3 separate regions of the Homo sapiens genome follow, and regions 1 and 3 are each linked to region 2. Evidence: chromatin loops called from intact Hi-C (ENCODE). Cell type or tissue: sigmoid colon. All regions are shown on one strand.

The links. Hi-C counts contacts between places; a loop is a spot of excess contacts. Peaks named below come from ENCODE experiments on the same cell type or tissue, not always from the same donor. Only the 100,000 strongest peaks of a DNase experiment are listed, where the experiment ranks them.
Region 1: a loop joins it to region 2, with 8 times the contacts of the local background. A loop is called at or near these places in 4 of 110 quality-filtered maps.
Region 3: it touches region 2 in a loop (6-fold over the local background); 23 of 110 quality-filtered maps call a loop at or near these places.

Annotation. Positions count from the first base shown.
Region 1 is chr21:35,319,772-35,327,771 of GRCh38, forward strand. No RefSeq gene overlaps it. Among named protein-coding and RNA genes, the nearest start is that of RUNX1, 270 kb to the left of the region's middle. In sigmoid colon, no CTCF peak of the experiment used is centred here; DNase peaks (open chromatin) are centred at 3,957, 4,380 and 4,820; H3K27ac peaks cover 657 bases.
Region 2 is chr21:34,887,019-34,895,018 of GRCh38, forward strand. It overlaps RUNX1 (RUNX family transcription factor 1), which reads right to left. Exons shown (of 9, transcript NM_001754.5): 3 at 5,907-5,945; 4 at 1-78. Among named protein-coding and RNA genes, the nearest start is that of RUNX1-AS1, 55 kb to the left of the region's middle. RefSeq lists enhancers at 1-379, 1-33, 44-183, 770-859, 990-1,049 and 1 more and silencers at 1,530-2,209, 2,510-3,309. In sigmoid colon, a CTCF peak has its summit at 3,183 (motif pointing right); DNase peaks (open chromatin) are centred at 1,133, 1,753, 2,823, 3,183 and 3 weaker places; H3K4me3 peaks cover 4,576 bases; H3K27ac peaks cover 4,085 bases; H3K27me3 peaks cover 5,213 bases.
Region 3 is chr21:35,613,286-35,621,285 of GRCh38, forward strand. No RefSeq gene overlaps it. Among named protein-coding and RNA genes, the nearest start is that of MIR802, 100 kb to the right of the region's middle. In sigmoid colon, a CTCF peak has its summit at 3,041; no DNase peak of the experiment used is centred here.

The sequences.
Region 1 (8,000 bases), 430 kb after region 2:
GATGGTGATGCCAGCTTGGAGCAGGCTGAGAGCTGTCGGCATGGAGATGTGGCCACGCCCCACTATGTGTCAGTGAAATTGGAATTAGTGTCTCCAAGGCTATTCCTGCTGTCCTTCCTGTTCGGCTTCCCACGTCCCTCCCCACTTCTCCTGCCTCGGCTTGGGATGCTCTTCCCTCTCATTTTCACTTTCAAAATTCCACCTTACCCTTCAGTGCTCTCAGAAGTTATCGTCCCCCTTGGCAAAGTCTTCCCTGATTGTTGTGGCCGGATATAATTTGCCTAGGCTTGGAAACCTTACAGCACTGACTCTACATGCCATCTGCATATGCAGCATTTAGCACACTGCCTGAAATCTGATTGAACTTGGTCTTCTGTATTGCATGGAGAACCACTAGATGACTTGGGCCTCATAAACATCTTCTTGTACCCTCTTTCAGGGTTAGCACCTAGTCCACTATCTTACATATGAGTACTCAAAACTATTTGTTGAAGGAACAAAGGACTGTCTCTGTGCTTGCTGGTGTGTATCGTTCTCTTCATTTAACATCTCATTTTTATTTGCATAACCCCACCTCTTTGAATATCATTTGCTAACCAACTCTATGGAGGAAATACAAAACTATTCTTTTAAACATAGGATCTGTCCCTGGTGGGCTGCACTTGGCAGCAGCAATGGTCTGAAACCTCCAAAGACTTGGTAAGAGCTGTGGGGAAGTGCAAAGAGTGTTCAATTAACTCTCCTTACTCAAAGTAAATGGAGGTACTTAAGCCAACAGCCGTATATTCTCAATTGCTCTTATGACCAGACTGTGAACTCCTTAAACACGATTTATTCATCTCAGTTCGTGCAACACGGCATGTGCCTGGTGCACAGTAGGCTCTCCAGACATGTTGGTTGAATGGATAAATCATAATATGAGCATTGAGCCTTCTGCTGGGCCCACTTGGAAGGCAATAAACCGCATAGTGGTAGCTCACCCCGGAATTACGGAGTCCTCTGAGAGGCAGGTCTCACCACCATGGAGAAGGTAGCACTACCATTTTACTGCACAGTCTTCCCAAATTTATGCGTTAAAAGTGTGCAGCAAGTAGGTAAAAATGCAAAGATAAACCTGATCAATTGTTTCTGTCTTACCCATCACCTGCCACCACGGAGAGTCATTGTTTTCTGTCTACTGCTTTCATTCATCTTTTTCCTTGCCCTGGAGCCGTTTTTCAGGGTTCCTGGCAAGGGGCCACCCTCCTTCCCTCATCCGATCAGGCCAGAAGACAGCGTGAGTTGCTCTTTTCCCTTTTTCTTCTTTGTTTTCTTTTGTAAAGAGTTTCCATGCATGTTATTTGTAAATATCAGTACTATGTGTTTTTTGGCATTAGCTTAGAGTATCTAATTTGTGATATCTTCCAGTTCATTACTTATAGTCTTAATTTCAGGAGCAAAAATGAGAGGATCTCTAGGCAGGAAGCTGTAAACGAGGCTCCATGTGCAGTACATGTTTGGCCCAGGTCTTCCATGAGTATTCTACGTTTGCTACCATCCCTGAAATAAGTGCTTCCTTCCTCCTCTTTTTTTCCTCGTGGTGAGGGGAGGGGAGGGGGTTCCTCCTATTTTCTGCAACTGTTTACTTAAGCAGGCATCAATAATTCAGGACATCAGCTCCATTTCTGAAAGCCCAGGTGAGGGCAAAGGGCTTAGCACCAGGCCAGCGGCTCATTTACTCACTCCTGCAGGACTCCACAGAGATTGCACCAGGCTCCTGCCCGGCCAGACCTCAGCCACACTTGAAGAGGGGAAGACGGTAAGCATTGACTTCAGAGTTCAGATCTCCTTTGTTTTCTTTCCTTAGCTACTTACCAGTTTCCCTGAACCTATGAAGATGCCAGAGGCCGTCTCTGGAGTGAGGCCTCTCTGTTGGTTTTGAGCTGCAGCATGCCACCCAGAGCAGCCTCTGATCCCAGCCTCAGACCCAGGCTTCTGAAACCAGACCAGGTAAGGAGAATTTGAATTTATTCCTTAATCTGACAAATGTTTATGAGACTCAAAGATGAAAATGTGGCTGTGACTTAAGAGAGGCAGAATTAAAGCCTGAGCTATACTTTCTTTATACCTAAGGTCAGAAGGCGACCGAGACATGGTCTCACATCTGGGATATGTGTAAGTTTCAGGACTGCAGGGATCTACGTAAACAGGTATTTATAGCCTCTTCCTCCTGAAATGATTCAAGGTGCTGGGTCTCTTTGTTCTGCAATTGAGTCTGGTTTCTCCAAGAAGTCCTCAAACATCTCTCCTTAAGTTCAAAATGTCTCCTTGAAAATAAAACCTAACTGGTCTGAGACATTATTTGGGATTTCTAGTTCAAAATGTGAGAAATGACTCCTACTGCCAGGATAAAGGCACAAGTACATTTGTCCATCTCTGCCACCCTTTCCACCCCCAGCCCTACATGCCCCACTCCTACCTTCAGCCGGGTCACTTGTAACCTCTGACTGGGGAGGGTCATCTCTATTTTCAAAAATATCCAGAGAAGACTCAAGAACGTTCCTTGATATCTCCACTCTCTCATGCAATGATCCTCAACAGCAACACAAACTTCTTATACCCCAAAACACTCAGACCACTTTTGAGAGCTCTTCCTCTCTTTCATCTCTCCCAATCAATCAACGATGGATCATTTGCCACCATTCTTCTGATAGTCACAATTTGATTAACTCAAAGGCGTTTTACAGTTGTGTTTATAGTTCTGCTTCCATGAACTCTCTCCTGCAGTTGCTTAACTAATCTTTCCCTGCCCCAGACTTTGTCTAGTCCAGTGTATACTGCAAAGTATTGCCAGTCTAATCTCTCTATGACAGTTCTGATCAAGCCACTCCCCAACCCATCCCACTCCAAACACCCTACCCCCATCAAAGGTATATGGCTGGTAAGTGACCTGAGCGAGATCTCTCTAGGAGACCCACTGATACTCATGCCTTACGCCGAGCTCTCGGAATTTTCCGAGCATCTCTTTTGCTCTCTGGTGTCTCCACCATTCACCTCTTAAGACTCTCTCAACCCAGCAGGCTACCCTCCGTTCGCATTTCTACCTGTCAAGATCCTATCCATTCACTGAGCGTCACAGGAGAATTGTAGTTTATTACATAGGGTCCTTGGCCTACTTGCTCATAGTAGGTCTAGCTGGGAAGAGAGACATAAACACAGACATTTGAATGCATACAGTGCTTTGGGGGCTGCTAAGGGGACAGAGCATAGGAGCCCTTAGCCTTTGTAGAGATGACATTTAAACAGCTTCTTGCTGGGCAGGAAAAAGTTGGCCATATAAAGAAGTTGGTGGAAGGGTATTGCAGATAAAGGGAACCACATCAGCAAAGGAAACTAAAAAGTGTTCATTAGAGAACATAGTATGCAGTCAAGACGGGCCCAAGCCATTATCAAGAACTTCCCACATAGCAAGAAGGCTTGGCACCACACTCTTTGCTTGGCCTACCTTGTTTGACTCACCTCATACCCTGTAAGGTGGATACTGTTAGCATCGAAGCTGTTTTACAGATGAAGACACTGAGACACAAAGAAATGGAGTAACAGCCAGGTTCACACAGATAGCAAGTTAAGTGTGGAGCCCAGCTTTGAACCCAGGAATCTGACTACAAAAACTGAACTCTACATAGCTATTCCTCTTCAGCTGAGAATGCAGTTACAGAAAAAGGCCAAGGTGCCTTCAAAGTTCTGTAGTTAGTGGGTTCCAGGTGTGGCTTTGCATCAGTTACTTGTGCCACGGACACTTTCTCGGTTTTAGTTTCTTCATCTATAGCCGTGTTTCCCAACAGGGAGTGATTGTACCCTGCCCCCCGCCCCGGGGCACATTTGGCAATATCAGGATACATTTTGGATGGATATAGTGGAGGTGGGGTGGGGGAGCGCTATACAACCAGTGGGCAGAAGCCAAGGATGCTGCTCAACATTGTGCAATGGATAGCAACAGGGCCCCCACCACAAAGAATGATCTGACCCCAGTATCAACAGCACTGAGGCTGAGAACATCTGCTTTATGGAGGAGGCTTAAGACCCACACATGCACCCCACATCACTGACTATTCTAAGTGTTCCAGGAGCTAACGTGCACAAAACTCCCGTGGCAGAAACTATTGGCTGAAACTGCAAAGTTCCCAGGGGGACTCGATCCTCTTGGGTGGATCTTCTTCGAGTTTACTTCAATGACAAGATCCACGTCCTCCATGAACCCCGTGTTTTCTTCAAATAAAGTCCTGCAGGCCCACGTGGCTGCCTGGGCTGCTGGCAGCAGCCTCTTAGCTCCCGCTGCACTGGGTTTTCTCTTGGAGGTTGCACCCCTTGCCGTGACTGTGTTTCATCTCGCCTGTTCCTGGCATTGCCTCTGACAGCTGGACTTACTGAGAGACCAGGCCCCAGATGAAAATTCTCAGCACGGCCCCACCATGCTCCCTGGCCCAACCCAGGCTGGAGTAAGACAGTCAGACATTTCTTCTCTGCTTAGTATTCATCTTTCTTTCCCCAGTTATCTGTATTTACTTTGAAAATCATTTCCTCTGTTTTACTCGGTTTGCCTTTGAGCCCAATTGCCTGCTCAGTTCCCTGTCCCTTCTGTTTATTTCTACTTCTCATTTTTCCCATTGATCAGATGCCCTGGAAATATAGCAGGAACAGTGTGTTCCCTGTAATATTTGGTTACACTTAATATTTCTCAGCAAAATGTAGCCTTGGAACACCAAGCGGTAAAAATCCAGGCCTGCTCTGCTTACACTGGACATCGGCTTCAGCACAGGCTCCGATTCATTTCGGATCTATTCCCTCCTTAAAGGGGAGTCACACCCAGCCTACAGCAGGAAGGTGCCTCAGCAGGCGAACTGCCAAGCATGTGCACAGAAAGCTGTTTCCTCAAATAAGTGCACGGCTATAACACAGTAGGTGCTTGACTGAATAAAGATACGGCACCCTGTGAAAGTGCCAGATGAATATGCTGTCGAATCCCACAACTCTTCCGTAAACACAGTTTTTCTAGATCAGCCTTTGCCATCAGGGCTACTAATCCTAATTTTCCCTGATGCCACTTTATGATTATGTGACTCAAACTGAGAACTAATGAAACTCTTTCGTGCCACAGTCGTCCTTACAGGCCCCTTTGGTGAGCGGATGAAAGCTATGCAACTTTTCTCCAGAACTGCCTTGCCTGCCTCACAGAATATTCTGAATGTTCTGGGCACTAATGTGGATGAAACTCATTACTTAGGAATGCATTTGCCAGAGACTATTGGCTTAAACCGCAGTCTCTGAGGGGACCCAGTCCTCCTGGGTGGCTCTTCTCTGTGTTTGCTTCAGTGATAGAATCCTCTTTCTACATGAACCCTGTGTTTTCTTTAGAATACAATATTTAGTTAACCCTCAGCAGGGTCCCACCCACGAAACCCATGGTTTCAAACTTAAGAACCAGTCTCTACCTTCTTGGTTTAGAAAATACCACTAGGAAATACCGTGAGTGAAGCATTGTTTAGTTACGGTAACAGAAATCAACAGCAACACAACAACACAAACTCTTACTCAAACCCATCAACAGTTCCCACCCAAAGTTTCTCTTTGGGCATAAAGATATATTTTCTTGTGTGGCTTTAAAAAGCCAGGAATATGTATATGACAAAGAAAGACACTGAAAAGCAAGAGATGAGGAAACAAATTGAAAACCAAGGTTTTTGAGGAAGCGTATCCTCACCTCTCACCTAACGGAACAGGGTTAATAAGTGGCCCATCAGCACTGAGAAAGTTATAGGGGCAGCTCTGAACTAAAGTCTCAAATATAGTATGATGTGAACGTGACCATACACGCCCCAGGTAGAGTTCTGGCAGCAACCCGCTAGACCACAGACCCCTCGCAACAACCAGATCTTTGTCTTGGTCCTGTTCTCTTCCACTAGGTTGAAGAGTATTCAGTTCTGTGTATCTGTATCACTACCCCTACCCCAGCCTTCTAAGGAGGTGGGACACTTCATCTGCTGAGCCAGCAACTAGACCTTCATCATGACGTGTGGGGAGGGGGCTGATGGAGCTCCCAAGTTTTGCTCAGAAAAAGGGAGTGGGTAAGGGATGAATGGGAGAGAGAACCACTCAAGGTGAAAAGAGTGGAGGATGGGAAACCTGCATACAGAGACAGGAGCAAGGGAAGCCATGGAGAGGATTTCTTAAATTAAAGCTCCCCTTTACTTGGGCTTCTAGAAGCCTCCATGTCATTTAAAGTGATTAGAACTGGAGAGAGAAAGACACAAAGTGGCCAGATAGTCAAAATGTCAAATTCTTTTGAACTATGCCGTTATCTGCAACTGAGATATTTTCACTTCTGTGCTGCTTGGAGGATGCAGATAAAATCCACCCACTTTATCTGGTAAGAGGTCCCAGTCCTCTTCATGGCTGAAAAGAATCAGCACCATACACACGTGTGGATTTCTCTTCCTTTCCTCTCCATCTGAGCAAGGCAGGAACTCATGGTTTAAGCAAGAGAAAGAAACAAAGTGAGAAATGAAGAATCATGGGCAGTGTGGGGCAGGTGTGGAGGGATGCAGTTTATACACAGAGAAGATTTGCAGACCCAGGACCCAGGGTCAAGGAAGAGCACGTCTTTCCCCAGCTCTTCTGCCTCTCCACTCACCATGGCAGGGGAGAGATTTTCCACAGAGACGAGCCCATAATGGAGGCAATAACCCTCTCCAGCGCAGGACTCTGCACCTCCAAGGCACCCTTTCTGATCATCTCAGAGGGAGAAAAGCCAAGCCCTTTTCTTTTCACATCCTCCTGTCTTTCATCCCCTCTGTGCCTTGATTTCAAAGCCTTTCTGAAACAAATGTGAAGTTGAAAGGATAGATTTCAATTATTTTATTTTGTAAAGGTTAAAAAGGTTCTTGTAAATGACTGATGCAAATACTGGAAACCCAGTTAAAACAACTGGATACCAGATGGCAAAGGAGAGTGGTTTACTGTAAAGTGTTATGGAGTAGGAGCTCATTTACAAGAAGCAATTACACAAACAGCCCTGAGCATCCAAGATCCCATAAAAGAGTGGCTGGGGTGAAAGTGCAGGATTGGCTGAGCACGTATGATTTCCACATCCCAATGTGAACTGTGCAATTGTTATCTTACCTGTTGCCCTTCCACTGGGCTACGATTCTAAGTCTAGGCTGGCCTGCCAAGAAGCACAGTCACAGCCCTAAACAGAGATGCTTGCACTTTCTCCATCACTTAGTGGCCTAGGGGAGTTTCCTCATAGGAGAACTTTAACAATACAAGGAGTGTAGGCAGCTGGCATCATTGTATTGAAGCCTGGGGAACTTGGTTTTTATCTCAGGTCAAGAGAACAGGAGAAAATCCCTTTACAATCTGGATGCCTTTTTTCTCTCATTATAATAAATTGAGAATGAGCACAATACACTTTACTGTCCATGTTCAATCCTAGGTATGCTCTTGCATGCATGTAGACACTGTATGCAAATCACAAAAGCAAATCATGAAGCTGTAGCTGAGAATTTGACATTGTAGTTTCTTGCTCTACACACCCATCAGGTCTGGGCTGACCTGGCTGCCCTCCTCCATGTTAAACCTCCTGGTGCCCATTTCAGTGCCCTGAGGCCAAGTCTCTGCCTCCAAGTGCCATGACCTCCCCAAGGTCAGCCTTCTGGTTTATCTTACCTTGGCTAGACCGGGTAAACCTTTACATCTGGTAATCAACTTGACTGTGATCTGTGCTGGGAAGAGACCATGCACTCACTCCAGAACACAATCACAGGGCAGGTGGTAACATGTGCTTTTGGGGAGGCTTTCTATAAACCCATACATATCCCAGGCATTACTCTTTTTTATCAGAGCCTTTTCTGGGGGGAAATTACAGTCAAGAATGTAAGTTTCACCTTGCCAAGGCAGTGAGAAAAATACTTGTGTGCAGGTGGGACTTCCAGGGCCTGGAAATCACAGTAACCATTCTCATG
Region 2 (8,000 bases):
CCAGCGGCAACGCCTCGCTCATCTTGCCTGGGCTCAGCGCGGTGGAAGGCGGCGTGAAGCGGCGGCTCGTGCTGGCATCTACGGGGATACGCATCACAACAAGCCGATTGAGTTAGGACCCTGCAAACAGCTCCTACCAGACGGCGACAGGGGCGCGGATCTTCAGCAAGCAGCTCCCGGGAGACCAACATACACGTTCAGGGGCCTTTATTACTGCGGGGGGTGGGGGGGGGCGGGGGTGGTTAGGGGAGGAGGGAGACTAAGTTACTAACAGTCCAGGAGGGGAAAACGTTCTGGTTCTGCGGATCGGCCTCTGACCCAGGATGGGCTCCTAGCAACCGATTGCTTAGTGCATTAAAAAGTGGAGACTATCTTCCACGAATCTTGCTTGCAGAGGTTAAGTTCTGTCTTTGGCTGTTAGAAAAGTTCCTGAAGGCAAAATTCTCATACACTTCCTAAAATATTTATGCGAAGAGTAAAACGATCAGCAAACACATTATTTGGAAGTTCCAGTAGTTAATGCCTGTCAGTTTTTTGCAGGTGAGTTTTGTCTAAAGTCCCAACAGAACACAATTATCTCCCGTAACAAGGCCACTTTTATCATGCAAAACTGGCTTCAGTCCCGAAAAGCAAGAGCTGAGACTTCCAAAGGTAGTGCTACTAATGTATGTGCACGTATATATAAATATATACATATGCTCTACTTCATAAAATATTTACAATACAATCTGTGGAGAATTTAAACACAACAGAAATCCATTAATGTACGCTGCAGATTTTTTTAAGTAGCCTTGAAAATCAGCTTCAGTAGTTGGAGCAGTGCTGAGCTAGAAGTACTTGTCATGTTCTCTGTTCTCTCAATGAATTCTGTCAAAACGCTCAGTGCAGAAAATTCAGCGTTTCAGAGATCTTCAGCTAATCTTAAAACAACAATCATAAGAAGGCCCAGTCGATGACACTCAGGGTTCTACAGCTCTCCCACATCTGTGAACTCGGGTTTGGGGATGTTGGTTAAGTTTGTGGCTGGTCCTCTGGTTTGTTGGGAGTTGAGCAGCCGCAGAGTCACACACATGCAAACACGCACTCTTCGGAAGGCAGCCACTGTCTACATCAGCTGGGTGACTCAGCCCTGACTCGGGCAGCAGCGAGACGATACTCCTCCACCGTCGCCCAGCACCCGCCGGTTAGCTGCTCCGAGGCACGAACACCCACGAGCGCCGCGTAACCGCAGCAGGTGGAGCGGGCCTTGAGGGAGGGCTCCGCGGCGCAGATCGAAACAGATCGGGCGGCTCGGGTTACACACGCACGCACATCCTGCCACGCACACTGCCACGCACACGCAACTTCACGGCTCGCCTCGGACCACAGAGCACTTTCTCCCCCTGTTGTAAAAGGAAAACAATTGGGGAAAAGTTCGCAGCCAGGAAAGAAGTTGAAAACATCCAGCCAAGAAGCCAGTTAATTCAAAAGGAAGAAAGGGGAAAAACAAAAAAAAACAACAAAAAAAGGAAGGTCCAACGCAGGCCAAGGAGAAGCAGCAGAGGTTGACTTCCTTCTGGCGTCCCTAGGAGCCCCGGAAAGAAGTGCCTGGCGGCGCAGGGCCGGGCAGCGTGGTGCCCTGGCTGGGTCCGGCCGCGGGGCGCCCGTCCCGCCCGCGCCCGCTGGCTCTATGAATGAGAGTGCCTGGAAATGAACGTGCTTTTACTGTAAGCCCGGCCGGAGGAATTCCATTCCCTCAGCTCGTTTGCATAGGGGCGGCCGGCGGCCAATCACAGGCCTTTCCGGTATCAGCCAGGGCGCGGCTCGCCGCCGCCGGCTCCTGGAATTGGCCCGCGCGCCCCCGCCGCCGCGCCGCGCGCTACTGTACGCAGCCCGGGCGGGGAGTCGGAGGCCACCCCCGCGCCCCGCATCCAAGCCTGCATGCTGGCCCGGGGCCCCGCCCGCGTGCGGACCCCTTTCCGCAGCCACACGCAGGCTTGTGCGGCTCCGCGAGTGGCCACGGTCCGGAGACCTGGAAAAAGAAAGCAGGCCCCGCCGGCCCGAGGAGGACCCGGCCGGCGCGCCGCACCCGGAGAGGCCCGGCCCCGCGAGCCGCTGCAGGCAGGCGCAGTGGCCGCCACGAGGCTCCCGAACCGGGCTGCAGCCCGCGGACGGCCCCAGATCCTGCGCGGCCGCCCAGGGCCAGGCCTCCGCTTCCAGGGCGGGGGTGCGATTTGGCCGCGGGGCCCGGGGGAGCCACTCCGCGCTCCTGCACCGTCCGGCTGGCAGCTGCGGCGAAGCGGCGCTGATTCCTTGCATGAGGCCGGACGGCGTCCGCGCGTGCCGTTTGCTCTCAGCGTCTTCCCTTGGGTCGGTTTCTGTAATGGGTGTTTTTTACCGCTGCGCCCGGGCCGCGGCTCGATCCCTCCGCGCGTCTCACTTGCTGCGTGCGTCAGCGGCCAGCGAAGAGTTTCCTAGTCAGGAAAGACCCCAAGAACGCGCGGCTGGAAGGAAAGTTGAAAGCAGCCACGCGGCTTGCTCCCGGGCCTTGTAGCGCCGGCACCCGCAGCAGCCGGACAGCCTGCCCGGGCCCCGCGTCTCCCCTCCGGCTCCCCGGAAGCGGCCCCCGCTCCTCTCCCCGCCCCCGTGCGCTCGAGCGGCCCCAGGTGCGGAACCCACCCCGGCTTCGCGTGCGGGCGGCCGCTTCCCCCTGCGCCGGTCCCCGCGGTGCTGCGGGCATTTTCGCGGAGCTCGGAGGGCCCCGCCCCCGGTCCGGCGTGCGCTGCCAACTCCGACCCCGCCCGGCGGGGCTCCCTCCCAGCGGAGGCTGCTCCCGTCACCATGAGTCCCTCCACGCCCTCCCTGCCGGGCCCTGCACCTCCCGGGGCCTCTCATCCACCCCGGGGCTGCAACCCAGTCCCCGGATCCCGGCCCCGTTCCACCGCGGGCTGCTTTGTGGTCCCCGCGGAGCCCCTCAATTAAGCTCCCCGGCGCGGGGGTCCCTCGCCGACCTCACGGGGCCCCTGACGCCCGCTCCTCCCTCCCCCAGGGCTAGGGTGCTGTGGCCGCTGCCGCGCAGGGACTGTCCCCGGGCGTTGCCGCGGGCCCGGACGCAGGAGGGGGCCGGGGTTGACTGGCGTGGAGGCCTTTCCCGGGCGGGCCCGGACTGCGCGGAGCTGTCGGGACGCGCCGCGGGCTCTGGCGGACGCCAGGGGGCAGCAGCCGCCCTCCCTGGACGCCGCGCGCAGTCCCCGGAGCTCCCGGAACGCCCCCGACGGCGCGGGGCTGTGCGGCCCGCCTCGTGGCCTTCGGGTCGCCCGGGAAGAACTAGCGTTCGAGGATAAAAGACAGGAAGCCGCCCCAGAGCCCACTTGAGCTGGAACGGCCAAGGCGCGTTTCCGAGGTTCCAATATAGAGTCGCAGCCGGCCAGGTGGGGACTCTCGGACCAGGCCTCCCCGCTGTGCGGCCCGGTCGGGGTCTCTTCCCGAAGCCCCTGTTCCTGGGGCTTGACTCGGGCCGCTCTTGGCTATCTGTGCTTCAGGAGCCCGGGCTTCCGGGGGGCTAAGGCGGGCGGCCCGCGGCCTCAACCCTCTCCGCCTCCGCTCCCCCTGGGCACTGCCAGCACCCGAGTTCAGTTTTGTTTTAATGGACCTGGGGTCTCGGAAAGAAAACTTACTACATTTTTCTTTTAAAATGATTTTTTTAAGCCTAATTCCAGTTGTAAATCCCCCCCTCCCCCCGCCCAAACGTCCACTTTCTAACTCTGTCCCTGAGAAGAGTGCATCGCGCGCGCCCGCCCGCCCGCAGGGGCCGCAGCGCCTTTGCCTGCGGGTTCGGACGCGGCCCGCTCTAGAGGCAAGTTCTGGGCAAGGGAAACCTTTTCGCCTGGTCTCCAATGCATTTCCCCGAGATCCCACCCAGGGCTCCTGGGGCCACCCCCACGTGCATCCCCCGGAACCCCCGAGATGCGGGAGGGAGCACGAGGGTGTGGCGGCTCCAAAAGTAGGCTTTTGACTCCAGGGGAAATAGCAGACTCGGGTGATTTGCCCCTCGGAAAGGTCCAGGGAGGCTCCTCTGGGTCTCGGGCCGCTTGCCTAAAACCCTAAACCCCGCGACGGGGGCTGCGAGTCGGACTCGGGCTGCGGTCTCCCAGGAGGGAGTCAAGTTCCTTTATCGAGTAAGGAAAGTTGGTCCCAGCCTTGCATGCACCGAGTTTAGCCGTCAGAGGCAGCGTCGTGGGAGCTGCTCAGCTAGGAGTTTCAACCGATAAACCCCGAGTTTGAAGCCCGACAAAAAGCTGATAGCAATCACAGCTTTTGCTCCTTGACTCGATGGGATCGCGGGACATTTGGGTTTCCCCGGAGCGGCGCAGGCTGTTAACTGCGCAGCGCGGTGCCCTCTTGAAAAGAAGAAACAGACCAACCTCTGCCCTTCCTTACTGAGGATCTAAAATGAATGGAAAGAGGCAGGGGCTCCGGGGAAAGGGAACCCCTTAGTCGGCCGGGCATTTTACGGAGCCTGCACTTTCAAGGACAGCCACAGCGTGTACGAAGTGAGGAATTCCTTTCCACCAAGAGCGCTCATTTTAGCGACAATACAGAATTCCCCTTCCTTTGCCTAAGGGAGAAAGGAAAGGAAACATTACCAGGTTCATTCCCAGTGTTTCCCTGGAGTAATGCTAGAATTTACTTTTGTCATAATGCAAAATTAAAAAAAAAAAAAATACAACGAAGCGATACGTTGGGCGGATGCTACGTGACAGATTTTTCCAAATTTTGTTGCGGGGAGAGGGAGGGAGGAGAATTGAAAACGGCTCACAACAGGAATGAAATGTACATTTCTGCAGTGGATTTAAAAAGTACTGCTTGGTTAGTTGGAAGAAAAATAATTTCATTGGAAAACAGTAACAGTGCATTGACGTTTTTCTTCTACAACTTTAGGTAAAGAACTATAGGTGGTCTCAGAAGATAACTAAATCTTTTACCTTTTTGCTCTTTCAAAAGCCTCCCCAAAATATGCATAAAGATGGGATTAGAATCTCAACAATTCTCTTAAAATTACCCTTTGCGAGCAATATATTTCCAAAATCACATTTGTAAAAATGCAGTACGTCTAAAAGAATTATTTCTATTTTAAATGACCATTTACATTTTAAAAAATAGAATGTATCTTGCTATGGTTTGGAACCAAATAGCTGCAGTTTGTATTGATGTCACAGGGATGGAAAACAATTTTGATGAAGAGTAACATGTATGTACAAATCACCTGCCATACACACTATCCAGTTTTGAACATTGGAATTTAATTAAACATTTTTTTCTTCTGAAGTGGCTTTGAGATTACTTCACTTTTCAAATCTAATTACTATGAGAGGGGGGAGGAGAGCCCTTAGTTCTTCCATTACATCCTTCCTCCATCTGAATGTTTCTGTGGGATGCTATGGTTAATGTGTGATGATTTCACTTTCACTTCATAAACCCATTGTGTACCTCACAAGTAGCAAGCTGAGGACATTTTAAAATTAATCTTTTTAAAATTTAGGAATGCTTAGTAAACATTTTACTCTCATAAAAATCTTGCATTACCACTGCTATAACACAGGTAATAAGCTGGGCTGTGAGGGAAGCCAAGCTCTGTTTTGTTTTTAGAGAGTTGTATAGAGGCATTTAATAGCATCAGAATGCACCTATGGTAAACGCTGTAGAACTGAGGGTATCATTTAAGCTTTCATTGAAATATTTTATATGGTATAACATTTACAATATGGAGAACTGCTTTTAAGTATATTGGAATCAGCAGAAACAGCCTTAATTATTTGGTTAAATTATATCACAAGTTATACATAGAGATACATAGATATAAAATCATATACACATCTATGAAGGTGTGTACTTTATTTAAAAATATAACTTGGAATTTAACATACCGTGGACGTCTCTAGAAGGATTCATTCCAAGTATGCATTCTGAAATAACAGAAAGTAGGAAAATAAAAGTAATGCAAGTTTAAAAATTAACTTTCCCCCGACTTTTTTTTTTTTGCTAGCTCATTTCTTCTTACACTTTTTAGCACTGGAGATTTTTATAGCTTTGACACAAAAATGACTTGAAATAGTAAATCACCAAATAAGAAATAAACTGTTCCTTATGCACGTGGTTTTAGGTACCTTCAACCAATGTTCTCCTTCACTAGCTAATACTGAATATCTGTCATAGAATCACCTCTTTTAAGCTCCGTGTGTGATTAAAATGTGATTTATTTAATGAAGATTTAAAATATATTTGGAAGGTGTAGGAACATTAGAATTCAAGGGAAAATTAAAACCAAACCCTAACTTAACGCAAAAACATTTATGATCATTTACTTCCAATGATAGGACATTTTAGAAACATTTTCCCCTGCTTACTCTCCTTCCCTTCTCTCTGCTAGGCAGGTAAATTATTTACATCGAAACCTCTCACAAGTTCTAATAGATTATATCAATTATTATTAGAAATAATTGTTACATGATAATTCCCAAATATGGATCACTTACTGTATACATTTACAACTATAGGTAAACCCATTAAGCAAAGTCACATGAAGCTCTTTTTCTTTCCTTTGAATATCTACATATAATGTTGTGAATTTGAAATTACTCTATCAGCCTTGTATATTGATAACAGCACTGAGTCACAAAGAGGAAATACTGTTCTTTAAAGACAGGATTTGAGCATTTCAAATGCTGCAGACCTAAAGCTTTCAACTCCATGCCACAATATTTAGTATGCTGTTTTTTTTTTTTTAAAAAAAAACCTTTAAAATAAGAGGAGACAATTACTTCAGATTTCTAGATGCTGTTTAAATAGGCAGGAAAACAAGATTTGCAGCTTCTTTAGTCTTATATTTTTGCCAAAGTAAAAGGAACAACTAAAATAAGAGGTTCTGAAGGACTGCTCTATGATGAAATATTAAAGGAATTAAATATGTATAGTCTCAAAGGAGCATCCAAAAAAAAACGAGATTGTGGTTCACAAGTAGATAAAATGACTCCATGAAGACTTTTCTTTTTAAAGAGCAAGGCAGAGAACTAATCATTTGCACTAATTGTGAATGATAAGGTAAGAAATAATAAATGTATCCTGAAGTTACGTCAGCTCAGCTTTAATAGGTGTTGGGGCAGTGGGGTGGGGGTGTGGAATCCACAACGGTAAGACTGACCAGACAGCACACCCAGCGGAACCACGCACCCTGGAAATTATGTCTTGAGACCCAGAGAAGCTTTTCCATGTCTGAGTCTAAGAAATTGGAGTAGGAGAGCAAGAAAACACAAGTTCATCTACACACCTAATAGTTCAGCAATTCTGAGGAAAATGCCAGGATTTTTTAAACCCAAAAACAAGGGCAAAAATGAGTGGATTTTGAAAACTGTGATTGGTAACTATTAAAAACTTTCTTAGTTTGTTGTGTATCAGCAGCCTTGAGAACACAGCAAGTGTGGTTAAATTGGGGAGGGGGAAGGGGTAGGGGGTGAGCAACTGCTGCCCAGGTGAAGTAGCACCTGTGGAGGTTTGAAGTGATTTGCCCATGAAACTGTTAAAGATGCCAGAACCCAAACTGCAAGAGAGGGGAGGTTGCGTGTGTTTAAGACAGTGAACAATGAATCTGGTAGCCCATCCTCCAGTGTGCTAGCTTGCATGCTCTCTCTCTGTCTCTCTCTTCCCTACATCCCCCATTGAATGTAATTATATGCCAGGCAATGGGTGAAGTGCTTTTATATACTTTGCCTGATTTAATCCTCACAAGAACATCATTGCTACCCCCATTTTACAGATAAGGAACCTCACCCTTGGAGAGTTCAGGTAACTTGCCCAAATTCACATCACTCTTGACCTACATAGAAACACACACACACACACACACACACACACACACACACACACACACACACATATTCATATCTACATATAGGTCCACATGCATGGTAAGCTATGTTCCTTTTGGATCATGATTATTTTTGTGGCTATCCTTGGTAGAGTTC
Region 3 (8,000 bases), 730 kb after region 2:
TTGCTTGGCAAACCCTTCCCCCGCTTCAAGCCCTAATATATAAATGCACTTCACCAGCATTTTAAATTTATCCCCGATTCTGAATTAGTGGACTTCTCACTGGCCAAGATTGCATGTTTTTTTCCCTCAAAATCCTCAATACTTTTATGCTCCCAGGAAATGTACCTGTCAATATGTCATGTGCATTCTCTCATTTTCTTAAAAGCAGGAACTAAGTTTCATTTTTCACCCTGGATTCTAAAGCAGTTGGAGAGCTTGAAAGTGAAGGGACTGTCAGAGAGGGAGCAAATACATCTAACCATGGTGAAAAGGTGATGAAAGACTTGTGCCTACATTTCCTCAATTTGTTCTTAAAATAATTGTTGACACACTCTGATTGAGGACCAACTCTTGATTTTCCAAGGCTTAGGTCACGGAGATTGGGAACAAAAGACACAGTTATTTTAAAACACAAATGTGAGCAATTAGTTCCCATTTTTTGCTCTTAATATTTTCACAGATATTAATAAGTAGCTAAGTTGACTTCTTTGAATTTGGTATTTTGCTCCTTCCCCCTGCCCACTCTCTTACAGGTATGCAGTTGGACAGTGAGCTAGTTAAGAGGAATGACATGAAGAAAATTTGAAAATATCACCCAGGCTATGTAAGGTCTATGGGCATTTCTGATAGACCAAACAAATCAACAGTGGATTTAAAGGGGAAAAAGATATGTGTGATATTGGGAGGGTATCTTAGTTTGTTCTCACACTGCTATAAAGAAATATCTGAGACTGGGTAATTTATAAAGAAAAGAGGTTTAACTGGCTAATGGTTCTGCCGGCTGTACAGGAATCATAGAAGCTTCTGATTCTTGGGAGGCCTCAGGAAACTTACAACAATGGTGGAAGCCACAGGGGAAACAAGGTACTTTGCATGGCCAAAGGAGGAAGAAGAGAGAGAAGGCAGAGGTGCTACACACTTTTAAACCACAGGATCTCATAATTCCCGCACTCACTATCACGAGAATAGCACCTAGAAGATTGTGCTAAACCATGAGAAACTGCTCCCACGATCCGATCACCTCCCACCAGGCCCCACCTCCAGCACTGGGGATTACAATTTGACATAGGAGTTGGGCAGGGACACAAATGCAAACCATATCATTCCATCCCTGGCCCCTCCCAAATGTCATGTCCTTCTCTTACTGCAACAGAGGGGAGGAGACTAAAACTGGGGAGTGTGGCAGATAGCATCAGTGTTACAACAGTGTCCCCACGCACTCACGGTCCATATCACAGTCAGACGCGATACTCTTTACCTGCTATATAAACACAGACAACTCCCAACCTCCTCCCTCATGGAATTCACCCTTACAGTGTACCACTGGGAGGCTGGAGGTGCTGGAAAGTTAATGTCCCTGGAGCAGCTCTCAGCCCAGAATGAGTGGGAGTTGGAGGACAAATACTCAGCTTTTCTCCCCTTAGGGCAGGACAGCTCTGAAAGCATATTCTACCCTATTGTTCAATGACACATCTTGCAAATGAGTCACTGACCAGCCTTTGTTCTGGACTACCTTGTCAAGGATGTCTGTATAGAAAAACAGCTTTGGAACATAGAGATAATACCTCCCTCTGGAATGAAGAGCAGGCATGCTTACTGCCCATTATATGAGACTTGGGTTCCCTAAGTACAAAGTTCCCACCCACTGATTGTGTAAGCAAAATCTAGGCCCCATTGTACCATGACCATGGGACTAGGGGGGCAAGGAGAACCAACACAGTAATGCTCATGCTGCCTGTTGCGCTGAAAGGAATAGAGGCCTTTGTCTCTGATATAATGGTCTCACACCATCTGCCAGCATCCATGGCATGTGGCAGGCCAACTCATTAGCTTCTAAGTATGGGGAAGATCTCAGATCCATCACAGTTCTTAACTAAACTCATTGACCTCACATCATGGAAAGCAGCCAATTGCAGGATGAAATTTTAATTTGGCTTACATTAAAAAAATAATTTTCTAAGAAAGTTTATTTTAAAACTTTATTATATTGCTCAGATAGGATCAGAATTAAAATGGAATATTTTGAGAAATGGATCTCCTGTGTCTTTGTAGCCACAAAATTTGAAGTTGAACCACTCAAGTACCCAGCAAGTGGCAGACATACCATGAGCAATAGAGTTAATACAATGATTATCTCAGATTGTGTTGTTGTTTAAAGATTCAGGAGACAAGTCCAGCTCCCCTTCCTGAGAATGAATGCAGCCTACAGGAATGAGGAACTGTGAACTTCCGGGGTATATAGTAATGGGTATATACACAGTGTACATAATAACAGCCAAATACAATGAGTTCATAACTTTTGCTTCTCACTTGTGACCCTATAGGTCAATATTTATATTTTATTTGTTTATGAATTTATTTATTACAGCATAAAAAAGTCTATCTTATTAAGCATATGCCTTAAAATGATGAATGAAGGAAAAACATAATTAATGATGGAAAAGAGAAAAGTTGTTGAGACACGTAATCTTTTGCAAGTTGAACGGGAAGAGCAAACACACGTCTGGCACTGGGATTGGCGATGGGCTTCAAGTCCGAAGCATTTTCATACTTATTCATAGGTGACCAGACCATGTGCAGAACAGAAAGACGAAGCATTAGGAGGTTCATCATCTCTGCAGCCCCATGGAAAGCGGTTACCTCTATTTCACAGATCATTGAAAACAAATCAGATCCCAGTATGGCTTAAGAACCTTGGTTTTGCTTTCACTAAAATTTCTCATACATGGTAATAAAAAGTATTTCAGAAAAAGCTCTTTCTAGACTACCTATAAAAAAGGGCTTATTTTACTACCACTGGTGCTCTCTACACTTAAAAGTTTCCCAATCACATAAGGCACAAAGTTAGGACAACATTGAAAAAGATAGTTATGTAAGCTTCACTGCGGGCAAAATAAACTTCACTTCGGGCACAATAAGCTTCACTTCAAATCAGAGACGGAAGAAAGACCCAAAGCCAGGGAAATAATTTCACCCTTGCTTAATATGCTTTTCAGATTAATCTCAGAATGACACCAAAAGGCCAAGATAAGAAATGCAGGCAGTGAATACAAGCAAAGAGCATTTAATATTAGAAGCTTACATATTGCGTAAGTGATAAAATAGTATGTATTAACAATGTTCTCAATCACCTTAATTTTTCATCATTTTGCTTGTTTGTTTAAGAACTTTCAGTTTCAAACAGAAATAAAATTAGTTTTCTCCCTTGAAAATAGGATATTCATTGCCTGGCCTGATTTTGACATCAATGTTGTAAGTAATTTGGACAACAAACATCCTCAAACACACAGTCGCTTACTAAGTACCTGTGCCACACCAGACATTGTGCTCGATGTTAGGAATTCAAAGAGGAATAAACAGGGCCTATGCCCGTGAGAGCCTGAATTCTGATAGAGACATTTTTTCCCAAGATAAAAAAAAATGAATACGTGACTTAGTTTTTTTTTTTTAATAGGCTCTGAAAATTGGATTTTTTTCCCAAATTTTCTGCAAAATGGAAACCCAGGGAAAAATGAAGACAAGGTTTTATTCAGCAGGTTAATTACATCTTATAACTATGGTAGAAGCTTCCAATTTCCCTACTGGGGTTGGTAGAAAATACACATCAAAATCTCTTACGTCCATGTATGTTCTTTAGGTTACCTCTCACTTTAGTTACTTGGTTTCTTGAAAATCCTTCAACCAGAACAATGAAATGGTCTTAAGTCTGTGTTTGATTGGGCCTTGATGGGGCAATGGAGCCCAAGGCCAAGAGCATCTGCAAAAAAGTGAAAAATGGGATCCTCATAGCCCAGCCTAGATCCCAAAGACAGAAGATCAGCTGTGGATTGAGGACCAAGCCTCCACTGATAATACAGCAGGTTCCTTGGCCCATCCTGTCCTTAACACTAAAGACAGAGTGTGAAGAACCAAATAACGTTGCAGGTATATTCCACAAACTGTTCTCTTTCACACAAATTATTCCAGGGAAAGCTCCCTACCTCAATTTATGACACTGATATAACCTAGGAACCAAAACAAGGACATTAAAAGAAAAATTTACTATAGGCTAATAATCAATCTATCTTATGACTAGAAATGCAAAAATCCTAAATAAAATATTGGTAACCTAAATCCATAAGACTTAAATAAATACATGATGGCCATGTATGATTTATCTCAGCAATACAGGATTAGGTTAACATTAGAAAAATCTCCAAATATAATTCACAGCCCATTACAGGAGAAAAGCTATATGATCACCACAATAGATGCAAAAAAAGCACAAAGGCAAAATTCAACGTCTTGCATGGTAACAAAACAAGTATCCTAAACAAGTTAAGAATGGAAAGAATTCACTTAATATGATGGATGGAATCTATCCAAATTATACAAAATAGTCAAGAATTAGAAGCATTCTCCTAAAGGCAACAAAGCAAGTCAGGAACAAAACGAGAATGCCTACTCTAGCTTCTTCTATTTAACATTGTACCAGAAGGTCAAGATGAGAAGATCACTTGAGCTCATCGGTTCAAGACCAGACTGGGTAATATAGGGAGACTTCATCTCTATTAAAAAAAATAAAACTAAATGACATTGTTCCAGAGATCCTAGCCAGCATGACATGGCATGGCAAAAAAATAATTGATATAATCATCAGAAAGGAAGAAATAAAATTGTCATTATTTGTAGGCTATATGATTATTTACTTAGAAAATTCAAGAGAACCTACAACTTATCAGAGCAAAGAAATAGAGGTAAAGGAATAGCTCAGATGAACTGATTAGAGAGATTAACAACAGACCAACATATGCATGTGCATTTCACATATGGCAGAAGGTCATATAAACCAGTGGGGAAAGAATGAACTATTCAAAAAATGGTTCTGGGTTGACTGACTATCCATTTGGAAAAAAACAACTTTCTTTCATTCCAGTTACAAAAAAATAAATTCCAGATGAATTTGAAAAGGTTTTCTAAATTTAACATTTATGGAAGAAAAATAGAGATTTGTTTTAGAACTCCAAGGCAGAGAAGCATTTCTAAACCAAGGCACAGAAATGACACATAACAAAGAAAAGAGTGATACACTTTTTTGCTATATTAAAATTTGAAATCTCTGTGTGGCACCATAAACAGAGTGAAATCTAGAAGCCAAATACTGGAGAAGACGTGAGCAACACAAATAGCTACAAAAGAGACTTTCTCTTAGGTCTTCTTGGTCAGAAATAGGTCTGGGGAAGCAAGGAATAGGGAGAGATTTGTTGAAGGACACAAAATTATGGCTAGATAGGAGAAATAAGTTCTAGTGTTCTATACCCCTGTAGGATGACTATTGTTGACAATAATATACAGTTTCAAATAACTAGAAGGAGGATATTGAATGTTACCAACACAAAGAAATGATAACTGTTTGAGATGATGGATATGCTAATTACCCTGATCTGATGATTATATATTATATGCATTGAAACATCACCATGTGCCTCATGGATATGTACAATTATTATTTGTCAATTAAAAAATAAAATAAAATAAAATAAATGAGTCTGATGACCATCAATCATTGTTCATCCACAATGAGGAAGACCTGTCTTCCTTTCTTAGCACATTGTCTCTTCACACTTTAACTAAATTGGGTCACTTTTCACAAAAATGAAAGGAGAAAAGTGTTGGCTAAATAAACAATCTACAGCATCTGGCAAAGGCAGTTCATGGGCAATTGACAAAACAGCAAACCAGAATGGCTGATAAACAAATGAAAGTTGTGAACTTCACTAGTAGTTGGAAGAATATAATTTAAGAGAGAGAGGGGTCACCATACAACCAGCATACTGAAGCATTCTAAATCATCTAATAACACCAACTTATTGGGGTTTTATGAAGCCCATCTCTGCTTGCCTGTCTTACAAGCCTCTGAAATTCAATGTGTTCAAAAGCGAACCACTTCCTCCAAACCCTTTCTTCTTCTCAATCCAGTAAATGCTACCACCAAGAACTCAAGGGAAAGACTTGAGTCATCCTTACAACTGTCATAGCCTCAACCCTCTTATCCAGTCATCCTGACAATATCTGTAAACCCTCTGGGTCTGACTCCACACCTCTAGAATCCATCTCCACTGCCTGGGAGATGTCATCATCATTTCCTGCATGGATAACCTTTACATCCACTTAACCAGTCTTTCTTCCTCCTTATCTCACTGCCTGCCAACCATTATTCAGTGAGCAGTGCGACTGACTCTTCCACAATTAAAAACATTCTATAGTCTTTGCTATAAAGATCAAGTTGAAATCCCAAATGGGATGGCCCTTAACAATTCGCCTGTTCCTCTTACAGCCTCATCTACAGTTTCCCCTGTATTTCCCATTCTTACTGTGTTACTTTTCCCTAAGTATAATACACTCATTAGAGTTATTTCAGTGAGGATCTAGTAGCAGTAAATTCATCTAATATTTGTTTGAAATCTTCTCTTATTTTGCTTTCATTCTGGAATGATTGTTTATTCCAGGATAATGGTTATTTAAGCAACAGGAGTTTAATGGCCTCCTTCTAACTTTTGTCTGAGATTATCCTCACTTATTAAACAAAGTCTACTTCACAAAAGAGATTCACTACTCTAATTACCTTCTTTCCTTTGTTTATTTCTGACCACAATGATGCTCCTGCAAGAAACCCAGCAATGGGGACAACACTCATGTCTATCCAGCTTTGCAGGGTAATGCAAGCTCAAAAATATTCATGTACCATGTCATCATTTAAGGCAAAGTCAGACTGTTATGCTTAGCTTCCTATGATTTAAAAAAAATCTGTAAGTGATAAATGTTTGAGATGATGGATATGCCACTTACTCTGATCTGATTACATACAGTATATATATCAAAACATCACTATGTACCCCATGAATATGCATAATTTATTATTTGTCAATTTAAAAATAAAATTTTAAAAACTGTAAGTTAAATCATGATTTTAAACTTTCTATTTTAGTCCTACATGTAAAAGCCAGACATGAGACTCAATGTTCAGAACACTGAGACTAACTTATTTTGTAAAATAGATCATTTCCTATCAGCTGGCAAGTTTAGATAAATGCATGTTATTAATTAGATTACTTGTACCCTCACATTGGCATAAATGAGTAACATGTATTCATTTCTAAAACACTAATATTTGTGTTTACACAAATATTACACCAAAAATATGTGTTTACACAAATATTACACCAAAAATATTTGTGTAATACATTTATTGATTTATAGCAAAGATACAGGTTAAAGTTGTTTTGAGTTTTATTGCATCACAAAACTATTAAGTTAATGCTCAGAAGAGAAAGACATGTTTTGAGAAAATAGAAAAGATTCCAGGAGTCTATTGGCCAAAAGGAAAACATGCCAAGGAGTGACATACACATACAGCCACATGCCTCTAAGAGTGTGTGATATGGTTTGACTGTGTCCCCACCCAAATCTCATCTTGAAATGTAGTTCCCATAATCCCCACGTCATGGGAGGGACCCAGTGGGAGGTAATTGAATCATGGGGGCAGTTACTCCCATGTTGTTCTCATGATAGTGAGTGATGGTTTTATAAGGGGCTTCCCCAGTCACCTGGTTCTCACTCTTCTCCTTACTGCGGCAATGTGAAGAAAGACCTGTTTGCTTCCCCTTCTGCCATGATTATAAGTTTCCTGAGGCCTCCCCAGCCATGCTGAACTCTGAGTTAATTAAACCTCTTTGCGTTATAAATAACCCAGTCTTGGGTACATCTTTATTAGCAATGTGAGAATGGACTAATACAGTGTATGAATTTATATCAAGTTTCCTCGAGTGAGGTAGACATACTTATTTTGTGCAAGGGATATATTTGACCTAAACATGCATAAAACATAGATATTCACTTTTAAACCACCAAAAAATATTACTAATTCCTCCTCCTTAATTGGCATTTCTTTTGTTATTCATATATGGAATCTAAATCTACCA